4 separate regions of the Homo sapiens genome follow, and regions 1, 2 and 3 are each linked to region 4. Evidence: chromatin loops called from intact Hi-C (ENCODE). Cell type or tissue: HepG2. All regions are shown on one strand. Each heading gives the region's core, and the rest is flanking DNA. Links, peaks and the distances in the headings are about the cores only.

The links. Peaks named below come from ENCODE experiments on the same cell type or tissue, not always from the same donor. Only the 100,000 strongest peaks of a DNase experiment are listed, where the experiment ranks them.
Region 1: a loop joins it to region 4, with 13 times the contacts of the local background. A loop is called at or near these places in 15 of 110 quality-filtered maps.
Region 2: a loop joins it to region 4, with 5 times the contacts of the local background. A loop is called at or near these places in 3 of 110 quality-filtered maps.
Region 3: it touches region 4 in a loop (2.5-fold over the local background); 8 of 110 quality-filtered maps call a loop at or near these places.

Annotation. Positions count from the first base shown.
Region 1 is chr13:74,020,673-74,026,869 of GRCh38, forward strand. All of the region lies in intron 1 of KLF12 (KLF transcription factor 12), which reads right to left. Among named protein-coding and RNA genes, the nearest start is that of KLF12, 110 kb to the right of the region's middle. RefSeq lists an enhancer at 6,131-6,197. In HepG2, for the core only: a CTCF peak has its summit at 3,859; a DNase peak (open chromatin) is centred at 4,429.
Region 2 is chr13:74,165,227-74,171,790 of GRCh38, forward strand. It overlaps a transcript of KLF12 not described here. Among named protein-coding and RNA genes, the nearest start is that of KLF12, 34 kb to the left of the region's middle. In HepG2, for the core only: no CTCF peak of the experiment used is centred there; a DNase peak (open chromatin) is centred at 3,215.
Region 3 is chr13:74,226,083-74,232,349 of GRCh38, forward strand. LINC00402 (long intergenic non-protein coding RNA 402) reads left to right here and starts at 5,362. Exons shown (of 2, transcript NR_144451.1): 1 at 5,362-5,670. It also overlaps a transcript of KLF12 not described here. RefSeq lists an enhancer at 1,842-1,986 and a cis regulatory region at 1,908-1,921. In HepG2, for the core only: no CTCF peak of the experiment used is centred there; a DNase peak (open chromatin) is centred at 1,899; H3K4me3 peaks cover 395 bases.
Region 4 is chr13:74,284,940-74,288,939 of GRCh38, forward strand. It overlaps LOC105370259 (a long non-coding RNA gene), which reads left to right and starts at 3,131. Exons shown (of 4, transcript NR_187797.1): 1 at 3,131-3,280. It also overlaps a transcript of KLF12 not described here. RefSeq lists enhancers at 1,950-2,450, 2,773-3,067 and a silencer at 2,146-2,205. In HepG2, for the core only: a CTCF peak has its summit at 2,172 (motif pointing left); DNase peaks (open chromatin) are centred at 2,222 and 2,912; H3K4me3 peaks cover 898 bases.

The DNA of each region.
Region 1 (6,197 bases), core at 2,198-6,197, 260 kb before region 4:
GAGGTCAGGAGATTGAGACCATTCTGGCTAACACAGTGAAACCCCGTTTCTACTAAAAACACAAAAAAATTAGCCAGGCATGATGGCGTGTGCCTGTAGTCCCAGCTACTCGGGAGGCTGAGGCAGGAGAATGGCGTGAACCCGGGAGGCGGAGCTTGCAGTGAGTGAAGATCACGCCACTGCACTCCAGCCTGGGCGACAGAGCCACACTCCGTCTCAAAAAAAAAAAAAAAGATGGAATGGGAAGGAGACACTACTGCTGACCACTTCATTCACAATTCTGAAAAAAGGACTGACAAGTCTCATGGTTTTCCATTACCATCAAGATCCAGACCCCTCGACGTCTGCTACTACACAGCTGTGCCAAAAGCAAATTCTACCTTGGAGAAAAGGTGGTTTCATGTAAAGACGGTGAAAAGGTGGTTTCACCTAAAGACCATGCCAAGAAAAAGGAGACGTCAAAAGAAAAGAAAAAAGCATTTTGAATTAAACCAAAAAGAATGATTGGTGTCATGAGAAAAATCAGTTTGATGTGTTATTAATAAGTTCATAAAATTGCTACTCACATCAGGAATGATCAGGCATTTGACTCAATAGCATTACTCCCACTTTTCTCATCAAGAAAAAAAAAAGATGCCTTACTATAATAAATCCTATTTCATTAATTCTATGTTAGTCTAGGGCAGTAAGGGTCCTGGAAGTTGGCAGTTGATTGTAATTCCATGTTTTTGAGAAACTTTCAGTAGAAGAGGCTACAAATAGGACATGATGTTCGTTTGTGACGCAGGGGATTCTGTAAAATGACTGCTGTGGAAGGGGGAACAGGGAAAAGTTTGGCAGCATAGCATAATAGATCCAGAGGAGGGTTGCATCTGGCTAGTACAGGCATGGGAGAGCTGACTGCACACATCTCTTTACAACCCCATGACTACACTTCAGTAGCTTGAAATCCATCATAGTCTGTGTATTTACATCAAGGAAGTCAGCAAATGCTACAAATAAGGGCCTTTTATTCAGGAAGTCGCTTGCCAGTATGCCACTGGTTAGTTCCAAAGGACAAATCTCACTGATAGTCTCCTATCAAGAAAATAGAAGTGCTATAATCTACCTCAAAGGATTGATAAGCAAATTAAATAAAGCAAGAGTGCTTATCAGTAGATACACAAGAACTTCGGATAGCAATGACTATGAGTGCTTTTAAGAACTGCCATCAAGCATAGATCTCAGAACCAATCTTAAAGAATTTCACCAATGATGAGGTCTCCCTAATGTGGTCTCAAAACATAGTGATGGTCATCAGGAGGGTAGTAAAGCATGTGGACAAAGCAAGGAAATGAGTGCAGGATGAAGGCGGCTTTCATTCCAAGTCATCTACATGCAAAAGACCTGCTTTAAATCTGATCTTTTTGTGTCTTAGATATTCTAAATATACTGTCATTATGAAGGAAATGGCAACAATACTAGATATTAGTCACTAGTACAGCATCAGAGGTATTAACAACATATCTCTTAGTCAATAACACCACAGGCACAACCCAAATGACAAGTCTACAAAGTACAAGGCAGACTGCAAGATGGAGAAATAGGAGCTTCTTGGAAATAATCACATAATACGGGGGCAACATTCACTGCAAACAGAATTTCAGAAAAAAACATAATTATACAGACATTTTTATGTCCTGCACAAAAATTATCTGTACTTATGTCTATACACACACATTAAGTCCCCTCTGTACAGGCTCAATGGATTATACACAACTGAAACAGCCACCAGTGGCCACAGTCTCCCACTTCTGCCACATGGCATTTTTCAAATTTTGTCTCCCACTTCTGCCACATGGCATTTTTCAAATTTTTTCCTCTCACTGGGTATCCCCTCACATCTATACTTTTGCAACCTTACACTTTCATTCTCATTTCCTTCATGTGGGCCCAAGACAGGTTTTCCCACAGAACATGCAATGGTGCAGAAAATAGGAGGGAAAAGGGTAAATCCAAAAAAAAAAAAAAAATTGACCCCCTCTCACCCCACCTGCAGCCACCTGCACCCACCTGCAGTGACCACTCCAACCCCCCCAACATATAACGTATTGGCCGCCTCCTTTGAAGATGTCTGGGAAGGCCTTGAATTATGAAAAAGAAAGAACACAGTACAGAAGAAGGTATTTTGTCATGCTGAGATCTCATCCATCCATCCACTGTGGAAAAAAAAAAAAAATCACCGGGAGCTTCAAAACTCTCTTCGACCTAACTCTCTGCATCCCTAACCAAATGGCAGGCTGCATCCCTAACCTCTGGTGTTGGGGCTCACGCATCAGTAAGTTTCAGAAGCCAACAAACTGATTCTAATGTGCACCTGGCTAGTTCTTACTCTTCCCTCTGCACTAGTGATTCTCTGCTCTAGCTGCATATTCCAAGATTCCCTTGGGAAGTTTTAAAACATACAGATGCCCAGGCCCTACCCTTAACCCACCAGATTAGAACCTCTGGGGATGGGATCCTAGTATGGAATAGCTTTCCCATAAAATGCCAAACTGAAGTGATGGTTGAAAATGAATGTTCTTCACCTACAGATGTTTGGTTTTGTTTTTGAGAATTTTCGAGAACGTTAAAAATTACTTACATGTTTGCTAAAAAACAGACTTACAGGGGAGAAACTCAGAGACCGTGTTCTTCTCTACTTATTGGCAGGTGTATTAGTTTCCTAGGGCTGCAGTAAGGAAGTAGCACATGCCAGGTGGCTTTTAAGAACAGAAATCTACTCTCTCACAGTTATGGAGGCTGAAATTCCAAAATCAAGTTGTTGGTAGGGCCACGTTCTCTCTGAAGCCTGTAGAGCAGAATCTGTTCCATGCCTTTCTCTGAGTTTCTGGTGGTTCCAATAATCGCTGGTATTCCTTGGCCTGTAAATATATCACTCCAATCTCTGCCTCTGTGACATGGTGCTCTCCCTATGTGTGTGTCTTCTTAGAAGGACACAGCCATATTGGATTAAAGGCCACTCTACTCTAGGATGACCTCATCTTAATTCATTACATTGGCAACAACTCTAATTCCAAATGAGATCACATTCTGAGGTCCCAAAAAGGACATGAATTTTGTGGGGACACTAACCCAGGAACTAACTAGCAGGAAAGGGGGCTGATAGCTACTATGGCCAGAGCATCAGCTGTTCATTGTGAAGAGGTAGCAGATTAAGCAAGTTTCTGGTGATCTTGAAGAAAAGGGGCATGTGAAATACAGCTAGGGTTAAGACAGTTCCTAAGAGATCAAAGTGCAAAGAGATTCCAACCCCTAACAGTTTTATCACCACCAGTGCACTGGAGCCCCACTGCAACTCCTAGCCTCTGAAATATCAAGTTGTGTATGGCTTATAACTTTCAAATCCATATTTATACTGTCAGAGCTACAGCAATGCCCCTAAAAATTCATACGAAAACTCAAAACATTTTCCAATAGATACACTGTCATATACAGGGTTATCACATAATGGCAGTACCATATTCTAATTTGGGGGATACTGTAGAAGAAATAAGCTTTGTGGAATTAACCACACCTCACAGACAGATACATAATCATCAACTATATTTCAGGAGAAAATACATTCTCAATTCCAACTTCATGCTCTAACAAATATCCAACAAAATAGTAAATTCTCCATGGCTTACCAGCTTAGTTGCCCATCTAATGGTTTATGTATTTGATTGTACTCACTATATAGTTAATACAGAACATTTGTTTCCAATTTAAAAAATGAGTATACGCATCATTCTGTCATGCTCAAGAACTTATTTTTGATACACTAAGAGCCCTTAACAGTAACAGCAGCAATCAGCTGGACCACTGCCGAGAGAGGGCAGGCATGCACACACAATGAACACGTGGAGTGAAAATATTTTTCACCAAAATAGTAATTCCATAGGTACAAATTAGTTAGGCCACTGATATTTGTGTCTTCTTCAGCTTCAAGTATCCTATAAAATAATTGACAATATTAACGAGTCTGTATTATTCATTTAAATATTACTTTAAGAGAGATAGGCAACATCATTTGTGGAAGCCACATTTTGTTTCTATATATGCAAATGCACTTGAGGGGGAAAAAGTCTCTCTAAAACATAGGAAATTAGGAGAAACTCCAAGTAATCTAACAGATTTTCACTTATTTCAGCTTTAATATACTTCAAATATTTGATACTCTACAGAAACCACCCACCTCTTCCCTGACACTTTTCAAACTTTAACCACCCACTGTTTTCCTAACTATGTTAAGTTCTCAACATAAATAAGCCAATGGAATCTCCCTTTATAACCAGCTCAGAGAGAAAAAAAATCTCTTCTATTTACTAAGCTGACAGGTACTTTGATCTCTCACAGACTCATTCAGGTAACAATGTACATATGACAGAGTTTAAAGAAAGCAAACTCCTTTGGAAATTTAAAGTGTCTTAGAAGTCATGAACAAATGCAAATAAACTGAAAATGCAAAGGGGCTGTATCTCTATCACTTGCCTTTGCTTACTTTGTTTGACAGCTATGTTTCAAAGTGCAAGCAAGGAAATAAATCCTTCAATTTGGCTGTGATACTTGGAAAGAAGCTTAAAGCAGTTTAATAACAGCAGTAAGATTAAACCATAATTCTACAAAAAAAAAAAAAATCCAAAAGGTGGCAAAAGGAAGTGCCTTTATGCAAATGTCATTGCTTCCCAACTACTTCTATTTTCTAAGGGAAGAAGTCTCTGTTGCTAATCGACTCATAAAGTGTCTGAATATATCTGATGCTCACTACTGCTATAGCTTCAAGGTCATTTTAAGGTTCTTAGTTTCGCTACAAGTGGGTTGTGAACATTAGTGAGTTACACATGTTGGACACTTTGGTTTGTTCAGAGTTAAAAAAAAAAAAAAGAAAATCAGTGAGTAGTCTAAACAGATGCAAGAGTTCTGGCACTCCACTGCATAGGACATAATCATCATTTACTAACATATACTGAGGTAAGAAAGGTACCCAAGGGAATTTAGAACTGTCCAGGTTTATATACTGCCTTTTTATAAACAGTCACTGTCGTAAATATAATGTAGATTATATTGATGAATAAAGTAAATGAAACACATTTGACTGACTGGATGACATTACCAAATGACTGCAGATATAGCTAAATGATGAGCCCAGGTAGATACAAAGGCATCTTAACTTCCTCCGACTTGACAACTGTCAGATAACCACCTCTCTAGAGTCCCCATAACAGGCTGAAAACATTATTTGGTAAAATGCAAACAATTAAATAATTTGGATTTGCTAAGATTTCTCTAGTGAAACAGTTGAGTTTTGGGTACCCTAACTCACAAACTTGACATTATTAATCATCATAATTTATGCCAATTATGGATACAATGTGAAATGTCAATTTCCTATTTTTATTATAAAGATCGATTGCACATGGATTGCAAATTCATTACATGAAAAAATTAACTCAAGATTTTGAAGAAAAAAAAAAAAAACCTTTACCTTGGAGGAAAACTGGGTTCAAAAACTTAGCAATACTTCAAGTACCAAAATATATGTGTAGAAAAATAAAGAGGGATGGAAGAGGAAAAAAATCAGTTATTTCATTTCCAAAAAAGTGAAATATCTGCAAATCAACCTCTTTTTAGTTGCATGCTTCTCTAATAGAACTGTATGTAATTCCTTTATGTAAAGCCTAACTTATATAGTGAAAAAACATCACCTTGTATTATACATTTAAAAATGGTTAAACTAAAATTTTAAGTTGTATTTCACAATTTAAAAAGAAAATTAAAATAGTGATATTTAAGGTTCTTCTATTACAAAATAAGGAAGGAACAGTTTTCATCTTTGTAAGTTACATATGCATGCACATATTTCCATGTTAGATACAGTTACATGACAATATATAATGTTTTAAAAAGGGTTAAAATAGTACATTTCTGTTACATGTATTTTACTATAATTAAAAACAACAAATACCTGATTTGGATTCAAATATCAGTATCATTCACCTTGATTTCTATCCAGGGTAATCTGAAAAACATCGATTCTAACCTTCTGTAATTTGTGTTCTAGAATCTACTTACATCAATCTTTAAATTTTTTGACCACTCTACCTCAGTCCCACAGGAGACCAAAAGGTAGGAAAAAGATTCCAGGGCCCCATTTGTGCTTCAAGTCGATCAGCTAG
Region 2 (6,564 bases), core at 1,585-5,584, 120 kb before region 4:
AATCATCAAGGAACCTGACTCTTTTCATCCTTCAACTTTGTCATCCTCAGTGGGCTTTTCATATTTTCTTTTCTTTTTTTTTTTTTTTTTTTGAGATGGAGTCTTGCTCTGTCACCAAGGCTAGAGTGCAGTAGCGCAATCTTGACTCACTGCAGCCTCACCTCCTAGTTCAAGTGATCCTCCCACCTCAGCCTCCCAAGTAGCTGGGATTACAGGTGCCTGCCACCATGCCCAGCTAATTTTTGTACTTTTAGTAGAGATGGGGTTTCACCGTGTTGGCCAGGCTGGTCTTAAACTCCCACCCTCAACTGATCTACTCACCTCAGCCTCCCAGAGTGCTGGAATTACAGGAGTGAGCCACCACTTCCGGGCTCATATTTTCATAGTTGCACTTGTTCCGTGGTTGCAAGATAACTGCCACATCACCAGGTTTAAATCTTCACATCAACATCACAGACAGGAGGGGATAAACTACTACTGTATTCTTTTGGAGGAGGAAGGGAAATGCCAGGTTTCCCTGATGTCTCATTAGCTACAACTCCTTCACATGCCACCTCTGGACCAACCATTCACAGAAGAGAATGAGATTATTATGAATGGCCTAGACCAATCATATCTCATTCCTTGGGGCTATGTTAGGATCCCACATTGCCTGAGGTTAGAGGACCTCTGCCCATTGCAAAATCTAGTTTCTGTTTGCAGGGAGGAAAGATATAATGACTACTGAATGGTCAACTCACAGAAAGACTTGTTACATCTATGAGATCTATTATGTATAAAATCTGGAGAAAGTGTTTAATTGCTGGTTGTTAGTTCAGGATGGATCGATTGCACAGGATTTTGAACTAATGCATAAACACCTTTTTTTTTTTTTTTTTTTTTTGAGATAGGGCCTCACTCCCATGGCCCAAGGTGGAGAGCAGTGGCGCGATCCCAGCTTACTGCAGCCTTGACTTCCCAGGCTCAGGTGATCCTGCCACCTCAGCCCCCGAGTAGCTGGGACTGCAAATGCTTGCCACAATGCTCAGCTAATTTTTGCATTTTTTGCACAGACAGGGTTTTGCCATGTTGCCTAGGGAGGTCTCAAACTCCTGGGCTCAAGGTGATTTGCTGCCTTGGCATTCCAAAGTGCTGGGATTATAGGCACGATCCACTGTGCCTGGCCAAGACCTGCTTTTTAAGACCTAAAAGACACCCTAAAAGATAACAAATGGAATGCTCTATCTAAGGATGATTCAGAGACTGAAAGCTTCCAGTAAAATCATGTGTAAGACTGCAACTAACAAATGATTGCCAGAAGTAGATACTGAAGAGTGGAATGATTACTCCTACTTAAGTAGCTCACTCCCATTAGAAAACCGACATATAAGTTCTCCCGATGTCATTTTTTATATTTTCCCCTATCTACATGTATTTTTATTACTTATTTTCTCTTTAATCCTATTTCTGCATGGATTTCCCCCCTACTTTTCTTTGTCTACTAGACTATGACTCAACCTCTACTTGTTCTAATATTAAATACACAGCGCCACACATTTGATGCTTACAGTAGTTCATTGGTATTCTTCTGCACCTTCTTTAACCTCTTTCAAATATATGCTCAAATAATTAGCTCTTCTCCCACTGAAGCTGAGTTATCTCACTGATTTATATCACCCAGGCTTCTATCATCTTCCTTCACCCAAGACGCACACTTTGGTTTTCTCTGTTCTCTCGCTGTCTTCAGAAATATTTGTGACTGATATTGTGCCTTTGTAATCATGCAGAAGCAAGTGTAGACAAACAAAACCATATTTTCTTCCTACACAAAACTAGTGCTATGTATTGATCCTTCTCTCTGCTCACCTTGAACTCTTTCATTCTAATAAATTCTAGTCTCTACTTTTACATTCACACACTTTGACTCTGTATCTTGTTTATTTTCATTTTATTCTTTGCCTCTTTATCTGTCCAGCTAAGGCATATAGAGATGCTCAAGCAAAGAATGCATTAAAGCATAATTTAACTAGCTTCCATGTGTCTAGCAGGTTCTATGGGGAGAGGAAAGCGTTGGAACATCTGGTATAACTCACTTTTTTGCTTCTAGAGGTCAAAGGGGATAGGACAGAAGAATAGCTGTTTAGTATTAGGTGTAAGGGAACCAATATAAGGTCAAGTGGAAATAGCTCCTTTTCCTAGACGCTGTTTCTAACTGGATTTAGGGAGAAAATAAAATAAACTGGAACAGTTTGGTTCTAAAGAGAAATATTTTTAAAAATCTACTTTCCCACCTCCTCTCCACATCATAAAAATTTTGATGGGATTCAAAGTGAAATGAAACGTTAGCAAAGATCTGGTGAGTCTGAGGTATTTCAAACATTAAGCCCGTCAATTTGGTACTGAAATGAATCTCTCATTTCTCTAAAAGGAGCTAATATCAACCAAGTAGCTAACATATGCCAGGTACTGTGGTTTTATACTTAATCTCGTGTTTAATTTAATCCTCTGCTGAATTCAATCCTCCATTGCATTTCATTGTTCCTGATGTCTACATCGTAAAATCATAACAGGTCTTTTCTTTCTTATTATCAAAACAGCAATGCCTCATTAAATGGGAGCAAACAGGGTACTTGTTAATTTACTTAATACATGCATATAGTTTATAAAAGTATACATTAAAGAATGCAAGACACTAAAGTTATCATGAGCATGTCTTAAAAATATGAAATTAAAGTGGAAGAATGTTTAGACAAATTGGCTAAAATCCTTATATTGTTCCCAACTGGTACATTTTTACAAGAAATCTATTAGAATTCAAAATTTTCCAAAATTAGTTGGAGGGATTATAACAAAAACAGCGTGCATCTTTCATTTCCTATATAAATTGAGGTAACTATCATTATATGAACTGGCTTTAAGCCAATGAATTGTAGCAGTATTTACCTGATCACCCATCAAGGCTTTGAAACGGTGGCTGTTTGAATTCTTTGCATCTCTGGCTGTGTTAAATGGTATCTGTGAGCCATTCTTTGCCCGTCTTCTCACAGGGGACCCAATATGCACAGCTTTAGCAAGGGGACACCCCCTTCAGCTGCTCTGCAGCCTGCTCCTGTCCTCTGACCCCTAACTGGACTCTGGCTCCATGTCTTATCTCCCTCTCCATATTACAACTTTCTTTTGGCACAGGAGTGCTTGGCTGTCAATGTTTACTTGCGTGTGCCTAACACTGACTCTGAGCTTTGACTTCTGCCCAGTCCTCATGCCAACCTGGGTGCAACAACTTGTGAAATAGTCCACTGGTGATATTCGACACAGAGACCATGTGCCTCTTGGTGAAAAGATCAAATCGTTCCCCAAGTCTGACCTAGTGCTGGCTGAAAAGGCTGGGTTATATTCAGCAAACACAGTGACTGCAGTGTGTGAGCCTTCTCAAGGCTATCGCTGGCAATTTAAAATGAGGCATGCTATTAGAAATGGAAATAACGGGTGGCAAAGAGTGAGTGAGTTAGGAGGCTGCTGAAGAATGTTTGTGGCTTTTGTTCAGATAAATCACCTATAAACAGTTTACCAGCTTCAAGAAGGTGGGTTATTTTGGCAATTCTAATCCAGAAGATACTTAGAAGATAATCGGATGCCTTTGGGAAGAATCAAAGAAGAAAAGCTTTTGTGCACTAATGTTACAAGTTCCTATAATGTGAAAGTATTAGGGATTGAAATTCATATTTGTGGAGTATTGTTGCTGCCTTGCGTTTCCTGGCTGTGCAGAGAGTACAAACCAGCCGTGGCTGGAGACAGCAATGCTTTTAATGATTTAGTTACCTTTTGGTAGCTTCAAAGCAAGAGTCTTAGATTGTATAGTTTATTCTCAGGAAATGGGTTAGTGTTTGGGAACTTTAAAAAAAAATCCATGTTATTGACTAATTATGGACGAAAGTATTATTAAGAAAATAATATTACCCAAGAAAGTATTTTAATAGAATATGGCTATGACTTTCAATGATATTATAATATTTAGAATATGCAATTTATGATGTTATTTGTGGCTGCAAGAGTTCTGTTCAGATAATAAAATAATAATCACTATTATTATGTATCTACTTTTCACCATCTAACACTAACATTGTGAAAAGTACGTCACAAATGTGATCTCATTTTTGTAGTTATTTTATTCCTGTTTTATAGATGAAGACATTGATCCATAAAAAATATTAAACAATTGCAGAGCTAGAATTAAAATCCAGGTATATCTTATTCTATTTGTAAAATGGAGAGAATAATAACTAATACAGAGAGCAATTGTGATGATTAAATAAATCTATGTATAAAGAAGCATTCGGTAAGCTTTTAAAATGATATGCAACTGGTAGATGTTATTAATATTGCTGATAGGCTTAGAAATAAGCTACCACTCTTTGCCCTTGGATAACTTTTTGAAATATTGAAGTATATCCCTTTTACATATCCCATCCTCATACTGTGTAAATTAAGTAAAAGAGGAACTATAAGCTGACAAGAAAATGCCCCTGGATCATTGAGTTATGATGCAGAAACAAAAGATAATGCCTTGAATGGCGTTGAGGAGGAAGAGACACCATGAACATGAAGATTGTCTGGAGGGTGAGAAAGCCACTTGGGAGAAGGCTGCTTGCTTCAACTTCAGGCTTGCTAATTAGTTTTACAGAAAAGCAGCTGTGTTACACTGCCCAAGGGGTCAACAGCTGCACATTTTTCACTCCACCTTTATGAGAGTCAAATTGTTTAAAAGCAAACAAATATTGCCATTTTTTTTTCTAGAAAGCAAGTGGCAGATCCACTGCTATAGTCCTTTGCCTTCATCCTTATACAGCACATAATTTTTTAACATCCACATTTACACCTATAGACACTGCAAACCACAACCATTGATATTTATGATGATGAACTCTCAAATCCCTTCTAAAAGCGTAATTACGCCCTATATGATCTGCGCAAGAAGAAGAAAGTACATTATAGAAAGCATAGAGTATATTATAAAAATGGTTTTCATGGGAAATAATTAAAATGTTAACATTCTGCTCTCTGCTTTCAATGTCAGTGTCCGGAAATATATTTAATTAATATTTACATATCACTATTATTAGCTGTTAAAATAATAGCTTACAATTTATAAAGGCTTTTATATATTTAACACACTTAACAATCTTGGGAATTGGGCATTATTATCGTTATAAATTTTCAACTTCTTTAAGAATACAATACCAGAAATATACTATCCTTCCTCAAAGGAACTGATATTCATTCTCCTTAATGTAAACCACATATATGTACCCTTGTTTTGCCCTGCATTCCCTGGCTTCTAGGAACCTCAGATTCTAATACAATGAGTATGTTTGGCCATTATATCAATCTTTGTAGTTAGCATGCTTTCTCTCTTTCTTTGTTCTGGTTTTCTATTTCTGTTTCATCAGCCTCAGATGATTATTGCATATACAAATTTTCCTAATCTGCTTCACATGTTTGAAAAAGGGTGGTATGAGAGAGCCAATAAATAAATGAATGAATAATTTGGTTCCTAGTACCTTATTTTATTTTATTTTTGAGACGGAGTCTCACTCTGTCACTCAGGCTGGAGTGCAGTGGGGCAATCTCGGCTCACTGCTGCCTTTGCCTCCTGGGTTCAAGTGGTTCTCCTGCCTCAGCCTCCCAAATAGCTGGGATTGCAGGTGTGAGCCACCATGCCCGGCAAATTTTTGCATTTTTAGTAGAGATGTGCTTTCACCATGTTGGCCAGGCTGGTCTCGAACTCCTGACCTCAGGTGATCTTCCTGCCTCTGCCTCCCAAAGTTCTGGGATTACAGGTGTGACCCACAATGCCCAGCCAGTACCTTGTTTTAGAGATAGGTGAAGTTACATGAGCAAATTATAAAGCTCGTAATCGACAAAGCTGGGCCTTCAAACCAGGTCTCCTGATGCCAAATCCCATGTTGTTTCCAGAAGGATCCATCTCCTGAGAATAGGGGAGTTAAGATTTTACTGAATTAATGCCTTGCTCAAAGAGTGAAACTATCACATTTTCTGCCCAAGTCTGGTGCACTGTTACCTCCACTATCTTCTTGAGGGTCCTTAAGCTCCTAAAAAGGAAACACAAAGGAAGGCTGCTCTTGGCATTCTCAGACGTTCCACACATCCAGTTAGGAGACTGGGCATGTTTAAAAAAGTAGGCAGTGAGCGGAGGGACTCTGGAACTTCAATTTAGCTGCTAAACACATTCCCTCCCATCTCATTCTAAATAGGAGGGAAAACCGCTTCCTCCCAAACAGTCTATACATCTTTGCCTGTGGAGGCATTGCAGCAGCTGCCACCCGGTTCTCCCTGCAGCTCAGCATGAATTTTTCTCTTTGTTGGAAAGATGATATAAAAAGTCAATGTATTATTTATAGTAGTTATTTTCATCATTACATATTCACAATAATTGAAAGGTGGAAGTAGAGTATAATGAAATGGAATGGAAAGAAAATTGTCTCCAGTAACTTCAGAAACATTTGTAGGAAATGTTCAGCTGCTAAAAAGACTCCCACAAAATACAAAAAAACAAACACTGGATCT
Region 3 (6,267 bases), core at 1-4,000, 59 kb before region 4:
AGATAAATGGTGGAAATAGCTTTTTTTAAAGGAAGTTAATTTGGGAGCTGTGTAGAGGATGGCCTCGAGGAGACAAATACAATAAGATTAGATAGAAAACAAATGTAATAATCCAGGTGAGAATTGATGGAAATCTGAAATAAGAAAAGACAGTGACTTGGGAAGGAGAGGAGGCGACAATTCCAAGAGAAGTTTCTGAGCAAGAATGGGCAGGACTTGCTAATGGTTTGGCTAGACAGTTCCAGGATGAAAAAGAAATAGAAGGTGTCTTTGGAATTTCTGGCTTGGGAGACTGAATGAATCTTGAAAGACAGTAAGGGAATAGGTTAGCAGAGAGGGGAAGATGTGCTTGATCTTGGATGTGTTCATTTAACAAGTTTGTGGGACATCCATGTGGGCATGCCCATTAGGCGGTACAAAATATGAATCTCTGCTGGGCAGAAAGACAAGGGATGGAGTTTTGGTAAACATTAACAAATAGATCATTATAGAAGCTATGGCCTTCAGTTAAAAAAATCAACCCAACCCATATCCTAGTTTATCTTCTATCTGCCTTCAATATGCTTTAAAGAAAATTGTGAATTTTTTTCTCATACACTCTTTCCATAGTGTATCAAAATGAGTCTGCACATACTTTTGCAATTAAGCCAGAAGATTGCTCTATGATAATTATTAACGCTATGTTTCTCCAGCTAAACTGGGAAAGGTACCCTAACTTTCATTCCTCAACATTCTGCCCTGATACCATACGTTACATATAGCAGACTCCCTCTCCTTCTAGACTAGTAGGGATTGAGAAACCATAGTAGTCATTTGTTTGTTTCCCAGTGTACCCACAGTCCCAGTGAAAGAGTCTCCTAACAGATTTCTTTGCCTCCAGTCTTCCCCACTCCAAGGTTTTCTGCATACTGCTCAGACTCTTTGTCTTAATTAAGCACTGGTTTCGTCATGTTTCTTCACTGTTTTGTTAACAAATCCTTTAAGCCACTTCCCATTAATATTATTTTTCTTTGACTCTTTTATTTCCAATACACCCTACATGGGTAGCATCACTTGCCTTTCCTCAAACATGGCTCTCTTCATCGCCTGTGACAGTGCTTTTGTTCCTTCTACCCAGAATATTCTTCCTATCTGTCTATTCTTGTCACAATCCTCTTAATCTCAAGGATGGCTCAAATATCAGCAATCTGGACTCCTGCAGAGTGTTGTACCCCTGTCACAGGATTAAACCACATTTTGCCTTCAATGAGTGTGTTTGTGGTTAATATCACATAAACTCTTGGAGAAAAGGCCTGTCTTGTTCATTTTTGTATCACCCCAAATTGAATCATGCAGCCTCTTACAGAGTGGTTGTGCAATAATAGTAGATAAATTTTCTACGTCTCTTCATATTTTTTTCCTCTTTAATATTGTAAAGTCACATATAATAACTTATTTTCAGTGGTGTATTCATTTTGATTCCTTGGCCAAAGTTTTTTCTATTTTTAGTCAAAATGGCTCCTTGCTTAAAGGTTTAACTCTTTTACCTCCATACATAGGCTTAGCAAACAATACATAAGAATCCCCGTGGTTATAGAATCAGCTCTGCACAAACCTAGGCTTCTCATTCTAAAGTGGAAAATATTAGGAGAAAGTGGGCAATTCATGGAAACATAGAGTTTATTGTGATAACAAAAACCTAGTTTTATATTTAAGAAAATAATTCCTTTAGAAGTTCCCGATTTCTCTGGCAAAAAGAACAAATAAAAACATAGTCCAACCAAATGAGGTTTTGGGTTGATATATCAGGATAACAGATAATATAATTTTTTAAGAAATGTTTTCAATTTTCTAGTTTTTCTCTTTGGTAGAAGAATGTTTAGTCAACTTTCGTGGACCTTAGACGAGCCAAAGATCAGTATGTTTAAGTTAATCAGTAACTTGAAATGCCTTTTTCTTGTGTTTGGGAGAAAGAAAAGGAGACAGATTGCTGTGGAAATATAAGATGTTATTTCTGCGAAAATACTTGTATCTTTACCAATTTTAAATGTCGGTTTTCTTCTCCCAAAGTTTATTTTACCTGTCTACTTGGATGAGCTTCAGAACTATCTATGTCTGAGGAATATTATCTTCCTCTTCTACATTTTGCTGTAGAGCAAACTTTCTGCACCGTATGTTAAAAAATCTGAAACTATATTATATAGTAGAAACAATTCAAGACTTAACTTGTAAAAAAGTCATGAATTAAAGTGGAATGAAAATAATATATTTTGAAAAAGCAAACCAATGAGAGCTGGACATGTTAGGTTTTAAAATAATAGGTTCTATATCTTTAATCATTGAAATAATATTTATACACTATTTTCCTATAAAATATTACATATTCATAAGATTTTAGAATAGAATGGAATTTTGAGGTCGCCTAGACCAGTTGCATCACTTTGTGAGTAAGGAAATATTAAGCTTAGAAATGTTAAGTCCCCTTTTCAAGGTCCCACAGAAATCAGTAGCAGAGCTTAAATGAGAATTTAACTTGTCTGATTCCAAATCAGTGGCTCTTTTTACCCATACTGTGATATCTATATTGTCTGAATTCAAAACTTGGATGTATATTATGACAATCTGATGTGACTTAAATGGAAACGATGGGACAGAATACTTGAAATTGAAACTGGACCCCCAAGTCAGGACACTGGATAAAAAGAAGTTTATTTGTGTCACAGTTTATTTATGTCCCCTAATGTATTTTTCTTTAAAAAAAAAGTAAAGATTAAATGCTAGTGTTTTATCAATTTGCATGGTCTTCATTAAATTGAAAAAAAAAACACACCAGAAAAATGAAGGAAATCAAACACTGCTGCTCCAAGCTTAGGGAATAATGTTAATACCATTGGAATCTACATCACCAAATACTAAGAACCCTCAGTACATGAAGCCAATCAAAGTTAAATACAGTGGATCTTTGTGTTCTATTAATTTATATGCTGAAACTTGTAATGGTGCTGACTACCTTAAACAGTAAGACAAACAAGGAAACATGCCCTTTTAGAGTTGTGAGTTGGGATAGTACTGGATATTGAGCAAATATAATTATGTTGCCATTTCTCTGGCTTTTTGATTCTTGGAGCAAATCATCAAAGTTATGTATATGTCACTTTTGTGTGAAATTATAAGGGGGATAGTCGTTAGGAATGAAAGCTTTGAACCAAGATAAAAATACATAATAAGCAATGTGTCCCTAAATATTTTGAAGAATACATTCCTAAAGAGTTAAATCCTGGCCAAAAACAAGTCCTTTGACTCCTGTATTTATTATTCGTGGTTTTGAACATGCCAGGTTCACGAGTTCTACCTGCACTTGGCAACAATTCTGTACTTTCCTCAGCCCCATGGTGTGCTCAGCTGCTTGTAAAAAGTAAGGAAGCTCTGGTGACGGTGATGCATGGTAACAACAGTTTTTATTCCTGTCAGACTTGAAAGGGTGAGAATTTGGAAAAGGTAAGAGTTTATGAGATAGTCTTAATTAAAGAAAACTATTCACTTATACCAACACTTGGAAAGTTATCTAAAATACTAACTACTTCTTTTAGGTTGGAAAAATTAGAAGGTAACTGTTCCTTTCCATTTTTTCATAGGTACTGTGGGGCAGCCCAGGAGCCACTAACAACCAAGGCCTGCACCGGAATAAGCTACAAGGATTGGTTTGGAAGGCCAAAAACCTCAGCTGACCCTAAGTCAGTTCTGCTTCTTATACAGACTATTTCAGTCCCGTCTCCCCAGTGTTACCAATGTTGTGTTTCCACCTAATCCTAACTCCTTATCTTCTAAAATGTGACATGTTTCCTTGGCTCTTCAAAGCAAAATGGAAAGAGGGAGAGATTCAAATCCTAATGCTGTCACTTAACTGTGTGAAGATGGGTAGATGAGGTACATTACTTAGTTTCTCTGAGCTGTACTTTTCTCATTTTTAGAATGAGATGATAACACATGATATGATTTGGCTGTGTCCCCACCCAAATCTCATCTTAAATTGTAGTTCCCATAATCCCCATGTGTGTTGGGAGGGACCTGGTCGGAGGTAATTGAATCATGGGGGCAGTTCCCCTGATGCTATTCTTGTGATAGTAAGTTCTCACGAGATCATATGGTTTTATAAGGAGCTTCCCCCTTCACTTGACTTTCATTCTTCTCCTTCCTGCTGCCACGTGAAGAAGGACATGATTGTAAGTTTCCTGAGGCCTCCCCAGCCCTGCAGAACTGTGAGTCAGTTAAACCTCTTTCCTTTACAAACTACCCAGTCTTGGGCAGTTCTTTATAGCAGCGTGAGAATGGACTAATACACGTATCTTTAAGTTTTCTGTGGTGAAGATTAAGCATGGCAGACACAGAGTATGTACCCAATAAATAATAGGTATAATTGTGCTCATCCACACTCTCATCAATTACCTGGCAAAAATTCTATTCAAGGGCTAGGACTCTGCTACTCCACTCCAATCCTCTTCAGTTCCACTATGTTTACCTCAGTTCCCCAACCAAATGGGTAACAGCTGGTTTTGCATGAAAGTGAGCAACTATGGAGGCAGAGGATTGTCTCCTCACGTACTCGGGATGAATTCTACCCCGAGGCACCACACCCTTGTTGGGCCAACTGCACAGAATTCTGTGCATGCACGACTATCAAGTGTTTATCTATTGCCCCAGAAGCAAGCTTCTCTAAACCTGGTGCTTGTTTCTCTCCTATGCTTCCATCTCCTGTTGACCTCCCTTCCAATTCTTTCCAATGTGCCTCATGGAATTTTCATTCTGTTATGAGTAACCCTCTGTTGATCTCCTAGTTTTCATTAAACGTTGTCTGTGCTTCAAGAACACTGAATATCTTTTTGCTGTGTTAAATCCAAAGCTTAGTCATTGGTCCTCATCTTAGTTGAATCCTCAGTACTTTCGCTACTACCACCCTTGTACAAGCTGCTACCTTTTTTTTTTTTTTGCCTGAAATGATACAGTAGTGTATAAACCAAGTATCTCTGCTTGCATCGTCATCTGCCTGTCATGTATGCTCAATGTAGTAACCACAGTGATCCTTATAAAAGTAAAGTCAGGTAAATGTCACTCCTTGGCTACTTCAGGTCAGGGACCATGTCATTTTTTTTTTTCCCTCTGTATCTCCAGGGCTTATCGCTGAAACTTAGCAGGCACTCAGTAAATATTTTGCTAAGCAGTTAAAACTAAGAGAAGAAAGAGGAGGGAGAAATATGGTAATCACTTACCACATCCTCTTTTAACCTCTTGAATATCTTACCAATGTCTTCTTTTGTTCTTACTTTCACATCATTTGATTTGATAAAACAAAACTATTATCTAGAGAGGTAAGGCAGACTTGTGAACTGGACCCGTAGAAGTTAAGTGATGTCCCTGTTTGCAGTGTCAATGAGATTGAGGGCTTGGGCTTGAACCCAACCTTCTCCCTCCAAATAGCCTGCTCTTTCTGTTATGTCATGTTTCATATACAAGTTTGGGAGCCTCCAGCCCTGACTATCCCAACATATACAACATAATGTATATGTTGTCTTTGGAAATATCTTCTGTGAAGGCCAAGCATTTAATATTACAGGAAACCTTGAAGTGGATATGGAAGCTTGGCAGCCAGCTTGGATCTTCCTAAGAGCCTCTTTCCTTCATACCATCTTCAGAGTACGTATCATTCAATAGAGACTCTCTTGCACAGGAATTATTATTATATGCTTGCAAATAGTCTCAACCAAAATCTTTAACCTGGAAATGAAGATGGGCTACTGTCTAGGAAGCCTCTGATTTTGTTATTGGTTTTTATTATCATGTTAGGTTTGTATATTAAGGAGAAAAATTGGCAGAGAGCATCTAACCTATTAAAATTAGATATTCAAAGAAATTTAGTTTTGGGGGGTCTGAATTGATAATATAACATATGGAAGTTAAAATTCTAGAAGCTATGTTTACTATATGATTTCATGGTGTAACAAGATCTGGGAGTAACATAAACTAATCTACCTTCCCTTGTAAACAATCATCTTCCTTCCAAGTCTTGCTGGCAGAGGAAGAGGTTGTGGGACAGTGTGGGAAGAAGGAGGGAGTCAGAGTTAATTTCATTATGTGCTTCCTAAAGAATGGGTTATTCAACAAAAACACTAGTAACAACAGCAACAATGAAACTCCACCTCTCTGAAGTGTATAGAAGATTAATATGATATTTAAGTACATTTTAAATAGATTTTCTATTTCCAAATTGATAACTGTGGTCATGTAAACTTT
Region 4 (4,000 bases), core at 1-4,000:
TTTGGGTAAGTATGAGCTCCTTTAACTGTGAGCTAATAATTTCCACTGTCATGGCCTTGAGATTGGAGGTTTATGAAAGTTTCTTTTAACTCATCAAATTTCTCTTGTATGGAGGAGGACAAGTAACTGCATGAATTGATCTTCATAGGGCACATGGTTTTTCTTGTGGGCATGTGAAATTCACTTACAACCCCTTAGAACACTTAAATAAGATCAAATGCCTATAGCCAGCCCTACCTGATTTTTTTTTTTTTTACACCATGGAGAATTTGGCTTCTTGTTAATTGCATCTGCAGTCTCAAAGCTCTTTATGGAATCTTTCATAAGTGATATTAATAGTAATGGTGGTCTTTTATTAATAATGCATAATAACAATAGCTGGCGTTAAAACAATATTAGTTAAGCGATTAGAGAAATGGCTAGAGTTGCGGTTAGAAAATAGGCCTGTAGACATCAATACTGCTAAAGTCATTTATCATTTCTCTCATAAAACAGAAAGAAGTATAATGGCCGACTAAGCTCTTAATAAAATTCTGCCACAATTGCATAACTGCAGACTGACGTTTTCATTTGTGGGAGCATCCTTGGTGGTATTGTGTGATGGGGCATCCCCAGGAGAAAGAATAGAAAACATAGGATTATTTGCATAATTTCCCTATACTCCCTGTGATTTTCTTTCATTCTTCCCCATCTGTAGTTACCATCCATAGCAGAAATGCAAGCAGAGTACCTGGTTTCTAGTCCTGGTTCTGTTACACAATGGCAGGTGATTACATGACAACATCCCTGAGGCTCAGTTTCTTTCATCTGTGAAATGGGAAGGATTATATCTATTTGATAAATATTTTATTGAGATTGCAAGGTAAAAGTGCACCTAATCATGCTTTGTAACATGCTCTAAAAGAGGTATAAGCATTTTTCTAATAATTCTCAGCCAAGCCCTGAAGCCAATGCACTTCTTTTCCAGGCTCATACCTCTGTTTCCAGCTTCTACTCTCCTATCTCTTCCTACAGTATTTCACAGGCCCTGAGTGCTCAAGTTGTCTTTTTAGGCACAAGAAATCCTCCCATACACACACAAAATTAGGACTACCCTCTCCCCAACCACTACTCTTAGCTCACTCTTTCTATCTTCCAAAGGATAACTGAAGATAAACATGATGAACAAATTCATCATAAAATGCTGAATGTTGATAGCAGGGTCATTTTACCTCTTCTTTTTTTCTCTCTCTTTCTCTTCTGTCTCTCCTTTCCTTTCTTCTCTTCTTTCTAAGAGGGTGTGCCACACTGAAATGGATGTGAGGTAATGTATACAACGAAAAGTACAGATAAAAGTACAAATGTGTTAAAACTGTAATATGATTAAAACAAGGTAGGATGTCACTATTCAAATAACACAGGATGGATGGAGAAATTATAGAAGAAAATCTAAGCTAGGGAAGCAACTGAAATTCATGACATTTCAAAATATTGAGCTTCCAGGAAGACAAGATGAAAAGGGAAACAGTAAAAAGCGTATTCAGGATAGACAAATTTTCTCTAATGTAATTGTTAGAAAAAATTTTCATATGCACATTCTTGGTGCATAAATTAGAAGGCAGGTAATACCATCCATGCAGTCTTTTTTTAAAAGTAGGGATAGCCTTCATATGGGTTTGTTAAAAAATTGTTAGCACTGATAAAATACAAGCTGACATCACGTTTACAGGGACTCCTAGGTAATTTGCATTTTTAAAGTGAGCTCTGATCTTAATCCTGAGATGACTTACAAAATCAGCATCTGTGGTGTTAGGACATGGAGGCTGATTTTGTAAGCAGAGATCTTCATCATCATAATAATTTTATGCACTTGCTGTGGCTTTGCACATGTATTTTCTCATCGTGAATGGATTCAGTGTGCCTTCCATGAGTTTTATGTCTCTGTCTGGTTTTTGGAATGGGGACTCAGTAAATGGAGGTAGAGCCTTGGAAAGAATAGTCCAGAAATCATTTAAACCAAGCTGTAGCTATCATTTTCATGTCCCTTTGAAGGAGAAAGCCTCAGAATTATTTCACATATAGCCTCTCAAAAATATTTTAAAGTAAGCTTTATAAATCATTACATGGCTCTTTCCTAGCCCTGGTCCCAAAGGTCTGGTAAGCTTTAAGTCCCTAGTGACACCTGCTGGGCAGACCTCGGCTCACTGCTGCAGGCTTTCCATCAGCCTACCTCTTCCTTAGCATGCAAAGCTGCAGGCCACTAGGTAAGGGGCTGGCTGCCGCTTCCACAGCTTGCAGCCCGTCTGCTCATTGCTCATGCAGGTGACCTCTGTCGGCAGAATCGTGTGCCAGAGTCTCCCCAGTGCTCTCTCGGGGAAATGATTTCCAACCTGTCCAGGCCCCAAGAAACAAACAGGGATCTATCAAAGTTGAGAGAGAGAGAGAGAGAGAGAGAGAGAGAGAGAGAGAGAGAGAGAATCCACCTCTATCCACCCCCAACCCCAGCCCCAATTTACTAAGCTGCTTCTTTGTCTGAAAACTCGGAGGTGAAAGATGCTACTTGAGCCGTATGTTTTGTTCAAGCACAAACCAAATTATGCTATACTTGCTTATATCTGAACATATTGGTTTATCTTACATAGAGTTTAATTGATGCAAACTTGAACTTCAGTATGTTAGATTTTCAGGGAAAACACCATCCCTGTGATTTAGATTGCTATGTTTTTCTTTGAACAAAGCAAAGAGAAGCAAGGCAATTACACCCCTGCTTCGGTTTATTTCCTTCATATTCACCAACCATTACAAAAATAGTGTTTAACCTCTTGTAGTATGACCTCTTGTGTCCTCTACTGTCCAATTGCACAATTTCTTTCTGAGCCAACATCTGCATCCTTGGACAGAGCAACTTGTGTGCAAAGTCCATGTTAGCTGATCAAGCATGGCTTTGTTTGCATTTATTCACTGCTCATCCAGCACTGCGTAAGTGGTTTTGCATATTAACTAAGTGCACAGTAACCTTCCTTTACCTCCTTAGAGCTCCACCCCCCTCCCACCCGGCCCAGGGAAATCAACACTGTTACTCGCTGAGGAAGCTGCCAAGGGGTTGCCATGGCAACTGTTCTGCTTTCAGCAGCTACTTTTCTGGTTTGAAGGGGGGAAGGAAAAAAAAACTGGGGAGAACTAGGCGGCTTTCTGATCAGAGTTCAGATAAAAAGGGTCACAGTAATTTGTGGGCACTGACTAAAATAACCCAATGGATTTGAGAGTTACCGCAAAAGAAGCAAACAGACAAACTAAAGAGGTAAGTCTAGTGGAAGGCAAATAATTAAATTATTCGGTAGTGGTCTTAAGCTGAAGCATTTCAACTCTATATCAGTCCAGCTCATCTAAGATGCTATTTTATGAGTCTTTTCATTTTTGTCCAGAGCCAAACACAGACGATGAGTTTTATGGGATTATAAACGGCAGACAAGCGAGGTAACGGGGTAAAACAGCAGCAGAGTGGGACTCTCTAACATCTGAAAGTCATTTTCCAAAACTTCATTCAGCACAGGAACAATGCGGCATTCAGGCAGAATGAGCTGAAAATGTGGGGTGCTCCAGGTCAAATCAGCAACTTCTGCACTCCTCTCAACAGGGTGGGGAGTGGTTTGCCAAGGTAGGGCAGGAAACAGTCTGATTTCAAAGGAAGGGCTAGGATTAGGCAGAAAACCGTGAAGAGTCAAGAAATGGAAGCCTCCGCAGCCTAGACTGGTGGGTTTCAGCGGCATACAGAGAGCTGTGCTAAAAGCCGCTCTAGACAACTTGTTGGTGGGATTTTGGCAGCTACCCAGAAAAGAGCTGAACAGTGATCCTTGGCTGAAAACTGGCAGGGTGGCGGCAGGGCCGGTCATGCAGCACTAGGGGAGTAGAGCCTCACCCTTCCTGCCTCTGTTCTGTCAGTCTCCCCAGTCAGCACCTGCTCCCCACTGGTCAACAAGCTTCCTGGCACTCCTCTGCATTCAAGCTTCTCTTGCATTAT